Linked DNA regions of Homo sapiens: region 2 is linked to region 1. Evidence: chromatin contacts called from ENCODE Hi-C or POLR2A ChIA-PET data. All regions are on one chromosome and are shown on one strand. Each heading gives the region's core, a stretch centred on a gene start or an enhancer-like site at or near the end of the contact. The rest is flanking DNA. Distances are from core to core; before and after follow the strand shown.

What was found. A loop is a pair of places that touch in the nucleus more often than their neighbours do. ChIA-PET counts read pairs that join two places held with the same protein, here RNA polymerase II (POLR2A). Pooled maps may share reads with other maps.
Region 2: a map of Right ventricle myocardium inferior shows a loop between it and region 1 (2.9-fold over the local background). The contact joins two enhancer-like sites. A Hi-C loop is called at or near these places in 12 of 168 maps with a recorded cell type or tissue (B cell, CD14-positive monocyte, CD4-positive, alpha-beta T cell and 8 more), 7 of 37 single-sample maps with no recorded cell type and 21 of 50 pooled maps. POLR2A ChIA-PET finds 5 or more read pairs at or near these places in 10 of 52 experiments (AG04450, B cell, BJ and 6 more).

Annotation. Positions count from the first base shown.
Region 1 is chr9:70,562,096-70,564,884 of GRCh38, forward strand. The region is part of intron 22 of TRPM3 (transient receptor potential cation channel subfamily M member 3); the gene reads right to left. Among named protein-coding and RNA genes, the nearest start is that of KLF9, 150 kb to the left of the region's middle. Within about 2 kb of position 1,381, at least 7 of the 41 ENCODE cell types and tissues checked have a DNase peak (open chromatin) inside an H3K27ac peak, as active enhancers do; they include B cell and CD14-positive monocyte, where a contact is called at or near this core.
Region 2 is chr9:70,606,696-70,609,484 of GRCh38, forward strand. All of the region lies in intron 19 of TRPM3 (transient receptor potential cation channel subfamily M member 3), which reads right to left. It overlaps LOC107984011 (a long non-coding RNA gene), which reads left to right. Exons shown (of 3, transcript XR_007061572.1): 3 at 363-1,577. Among named protein-coding and RNA genes, the nearest start is that of KLF9, 190 kb to the left of the region's middle. Within about 2 kb of position 1,421, at least 8 of the 41 ENCODE cell types and tissues checked have a DNase peak (open chromatin) inside an H3K27ac peak, as active enhancers do; they include B cell and CD14-positive monocyte, where a contact is called at or near this core.

The sequences.
Region 1 (2,789 bases), core at 131-2,630:
AATCTTTAAAAATAAATTAAGTTTCTAAAAAATGAGCCAATTTAACAAAAAATATTTAAGAGTAGAACAAAGGTTATAAACTAGTGAATGGGGGTATGTGGTTGACTGAAGTTTGGGAAATGCTGGATTAGATTATCTCTAAACTCCATCTATTCCTGATATTTTGTCACTCCACGATTCCAGGAAAAGGAGCAAAAGACTTGAATTTGCCCCAAACTGAATCATCTATCCCAGGAGCCAACTGTAGGCCACTTGTAGAACCTTAATCTTTTTATTCCTGGTAGAAAAGCAAACTAGCTCCCACTGCATTAAATGGAATTCAGCCCCTACCTGGGGAAAAAAAGGGACCAATGATATAGCCTCCAACTCTTCAGGGCCATCTTGGCTTCTGGTCTATCTGCTATGTGCACACAGTTTCAGCTTTGAGCTATTCAGAACCCACTATTAAGCTCAATGTCTCATTTTTTAATCCAGTAAATTAGCAGGATGTCGCAAATCTAGGTATGTTGTGTGTGTGTTGGGCAGGGGGGAGGTATGGGGGGAAGAGCGTCCTGGGGGAGAAGTGGGGAGAATTCAATTCCCTGTTACTTGGTTCCATGTTCTTCCTATCCTATATATCTAGCTTTACCTGGAAACAAAAATTATTTATTTGAAGAGGGCTTCAAAATTCTAACCTTAGTATTTCATTATTTTGCATCAGGAATTAATATCAGAAATATTTTATGCAAATCTTGCCTTGGAAGAATATATATCTAAACTAGCCTATTGTACACGCCAGTGGGTTTGCTGTCATGATTAGGAGATCGATTGCATTAACAGCCCCAATTTCTCTCCCCTCCCTGGATCCACACTGCTTTGTCATGTGATGTTAGAGTTTCTATCACTAAACAGGTGGGATCTCTTTCTTCACCTCTTGATTCTGAGTTTGGCCATGTGGTTTGCTTTGGTGAATGGAATGTTAGCAAATGTGACCCACACAGAACCTTGGAAAAGCCCTTAATGTTTCTGTTTCCACTTTTTGGCTTCCGCCATTACCATAAGAGACATGCATGAGCTAGCCTGTTGGAGAATGAAACACAGGGAACCTTTGCTTCTAGGTGCTTGTTTTCTGAGCTGAGGCTGTTCTGGAGGAGGTGATAGCCCGCTGACCTCCTGGCAGGTGATTGAGCCCAGCCCAGACCAGAAGAACCATGCAGCCAACTCTCAGTCTTCTGAGCTCAATACGTGCTTATGGCGTTAAGTTCTGAATTCTAGGGTGGTTTTTCCTGTATCATTTTTGTGTTGATAGATACCTGATAAACAAGCTAAATTTCCCTTGCCCTGCTCACAGCTGGAAGAGGTAGCCCTACGTCCTTCAGGCTGACAAAGTCCTTTCCTCATTTCTTCACTTCTCCTTTCACCCAATTCAGGCTACAGATGATTGGAGCAGATTCCACCATTGACCAAGAAGGAGTGAGTTCATTGAATGGCCAGTGACTAATCAGACTCTTTGTGTTTAGAAATAAAACAGAAGTGCAGAGACTTAAGTTAGATGATGGCATGTACTTAAAGAACATATAGAGCCTGACCTCACTGGGTCATGTAAAGCAAGCCATATGAGAGAGGGATGGTGGAGGAAGGGAGAAAGGAAATGGGAGAGAGAGCAAGAGAGAAAGAGAGAAATGATTGATTGATTATTGATTGAGGCAGGAGAGAAGTATAGAGAAAAGCAGATGAGTGTGGTCATGTCTTCTGATTCTGACTTTACAAAACCACTTCTGGTTTTGTTCCCAGTCAGCTCACGCATGTCGTGCTCTGCTTCCTGTCTTTGAATGCCTCTGTGGTTTTCTCTTAGGCACTTACAGTCAGTCTTTATTGAACCTACTCTGTGTAGTTTTGTTTTCTTACAATCAACATTTTTCTCTGGTTGAGAACATAGTCGCTAAGACTTCAGAAGGAATCAGTTTCCTTGCCTAGTAGTTTCATCAGAGAAGGGAGGGGCTGTGAGAAGGGAGAGGGAAGCTCTGGGAAGGGTTAGAAGAATGGAAATAATTGTGTTTAACTCAGTTTTACTCAGGGCTTGCCTCATCATCATCATTACACCTTCCTTTTGATATTTGCATATACGAAATAGGATTAGATAAGTTCTTTCCTTCTTCAAACCAAAACAACAGAAAAATTTCAGAGAAAACATAAAATAAGTTACTCTTTCAGATTTTTGTGTTGCTGTCCACCTACCTATAATTCATCACAACTCCCTGACACGCAACAATACACCTTTCTGAGCAATGAGGGCAGGAGGAGGCACCCCTTCCCCTGTAGGTGAAGGGAGCTGGAGTCCATTCTCATTGCCTTTACTGTGGAAGGTTTTCCCTGTGAGTCCACACTACCTCAGCCTACAGGCCACACACTAAGGAATATGCTTGTTGTTTCTGTTTAAAATGGAATTGTATTACTTTTCAGAAGCCCATGCATATTTAGGGTATTAGAGTATTCAAAGAGGGAAGAGCCAGGGCCCTCTTCAAGAGGGGCCTTCTTAGGAAAAGAACCAGCAACCTCATATCAGGGCTCTCTGTGCCTGGAAGGATCAGTCCAGTGAGCCAGACTGCATGTCTATGTGTAAATGCACATCAGGGGACATGAGGCTACACCACCTCCAAAGAAATAATCTATGGCTCTTGTCGACTCCCATTGCATTGTGCCTGAGGGGTTATATGATATCTACAGAAATGATCAATGTGGCTCCTAATATTCAGGAATGCGTATATAAGCAAATAAGTTCCTGCTGACATTATTTACAAATCCCCTGG
Region 2 (2,789 bases), core at 171-2,670, 45 kb after region 1:
TATGTAGAATTTCCAAGCTTTTGAACCTGTGAGTCTTATTTAAGTAAGTCAGTAGGAGAACTCTAAGAATTTGTATTTTATTAACATATATTCTTTCTATGCATTTTCCATTAACTAAGATTCATGCTTCTTAAACTAACTATCAAACACAAGCACTAAAGCCTGACACAGTTTGCTATGGATCCCTGGTGGGGCTTTGCTCTTCCTCACTTCTTCCTGGGCCTTTTTCTACTACCTCTGGAGAGCAGAGGGGCACATGGTCTTGTAGAGGATAGAGTTGGTCACTACTAGAGAAACTCAGAGCACACACTGTGTCCTCTGACCTGCAGCCACTTCACACCTTGAATTTGAATCCTCTCCAGATGGATACCTGAAATAGGCTCTCAAAACAAGCAGGGTCTAGGAGCCAGTTGGACCCCTGCCTCCTTTCTTCTTGGACCAGAAGAGGACCCAATCTGCTCCTAGAGAAACTTGCTACGATGCAGAAGTGAGGTTATATGGAAATGAAGTGTGTCCTACCTTTCAGAAACTTGGGAGAGTAGGAGAGACCATTTTTGAAAATCTGGTGAGAAATACTCTTACAGAGAAAAACACAGCCCAAAGCACATGGGACCTTCAATCTGAAATTGAATTGTACTGTTAAGCATGTCTGGTGATTCAAAAGACTGGCATACCTTATTTCCAGTCACTTCCTCGAGGCCTGGGCTTTGTCAATATGTGAAGATGAATTTTGGAGAATCATGTAAACACAATTGAACAGATCTGGGGGATCCAGTCTGATGGGTTTGCTGAGGCCAATCCAGTCAGCCACGCAGAAGTGTGCTGGACACACAGGCCCCACCACCCCCCGCCAAAGAGGCAGCCTCCCAACAAGCTGCCAATGACATAAGCAAAGCAGCGTGTCTCAAGTGTCTCCAATCATAAGATTCGCCTGGGAAGCTGGTTAAACTAACACAGCCTCTTAGGCTCCTTCCTGAAGACTGGATTCCATGGGTCTATGATGGGGCTAGAAATTTGCATTTCTAACAAAACTCCCTTGTCATCATGGACGTTTTAGAGATATTGATACTATTATTTCTACTGATTTCTGCTCTCGGGAGTCTGTAAACTTTTTCTGCAAATGGCCAACTGGTTAACTTTTAAGGCTTTGTAGAACCGATAGTCTCTCTCTGTCTCTCACTACTCATCAACTTGATGTGGTAGCACAAAAGCAGTCAGTCAGCCTATTGCTAATGGTAAATGAGATTTAGCCTAAAGCTGCCTCCTTAAGTTCGGCCTGAAGTTTTCTCTGTACATTGTGAACTATAACAAATGAAGGTGTAACAAGACCAATCACCGAGTTTCGGTCAATCAAATGTAGCCAACTGCTCAAACTGTGTTCAAATAAGGCAAACGCTGAGCTGTAACCAATCCAGCTGTTTCTGTACCTCACTTCCGTTTTCTGTATGCCACTTCCCTTTTTCTGTCCATAAATCTTCCACCACGTGGCCCTGCCAGAGTCTCTGAGCCTACTCTGGCTTGGAAGACTGCCCAATTCACGAATCGTTCATTTGCTCAATTAAACTCCTTTAAATTTATTCGGCTCAAGTTTTTCTTTTAACAGAAATCAAGAGTCTGCCTGTGTTCCAATTATTTATGGACACTAAAATTTGAATATGTGTTTCAAGTATTCCTTTTCAAATTTTATTAAAAATGTAAAAACCATTCTCAGTTCGCAGGCCACAATCACAGGCCATGGGTTGAATTTGGCTCAAAAGCTGTAGTTTGCCAAGCCCTGTTCTAAGCTAACAGTTGGGGAATCATAATATAAAAGGAAGGACAGACCTGGGTGTGAAATAGCTGCAAAAATATTATCTCGGGCTGGGCGCAGTGGTTATTGCCTGTAATCCCAGCACTTTGGTAGGCTGAGGCAGGCCCATAGCTTGAGGCCAGCAGTTCAAGACCAGCCTGGCCAACGTGGCAAAACCCCATCTCTACTAAAAATACAAAAATTAATTAGCCAGGTGTGGTGGTGAACACCTGTAATCCCAGCTACTCGGGAGGCTGAGACATGAGACTCACTTGAATCCAGGAGATGGAGGTTGCAGTGAGCCAAGATTGTACCACTGCACTCCAGCCTAGGTGACAGAGTAAGAGTTTGTCTCCTAAATAAATAAATATTATCTTGATAAAATAGTTGTTAGGATTACAAAGAGTACTTAAATAATAGTACCTAGAACATTGCCTCAAACTTAGTAGGTGCTCAATAAAAGAAAGATATTATTTTTGTTGAGTGGATGTATGAACACAACACTGATTATCTATTGCTGGGCAACGTGAATAGCCTAGAAGAAACAATAGTCACAGTTACATTGTACTTATATGTCAAGGAACTGTTCTAAGTGCTTTACATGTTTTAACACATTTAATCTTGATTAAATCCTATAAAATCGGAACTACTATTATTGGCATCTTAAGAAAACTGTGGACAGAAGGGGAAATTAAGTTGTTTGAGGGCACATGGTAAGAGGTGCAGATGGGATTCCCACCCAGGCTGTCTGATTCCAAAGTCCATGCTTGTCACCACTAAGCTGTTTTCTGCAAGGTTAAAAATAATATAGAGCTGTATAAAATATATGAATAGAAACGATTTTTGCATGCCTCAGTTATTTTTGGGGGGAGAGAATTTTTCTCTTTTCCTAACATTGATAAATTTGAATTTTTACCTCACTGAAAACATCTAATATTTACATTTCGATAATATCCTATCTTTTCTCAAGACCACACTTTAAAGTGGTAGTTTCCGAATG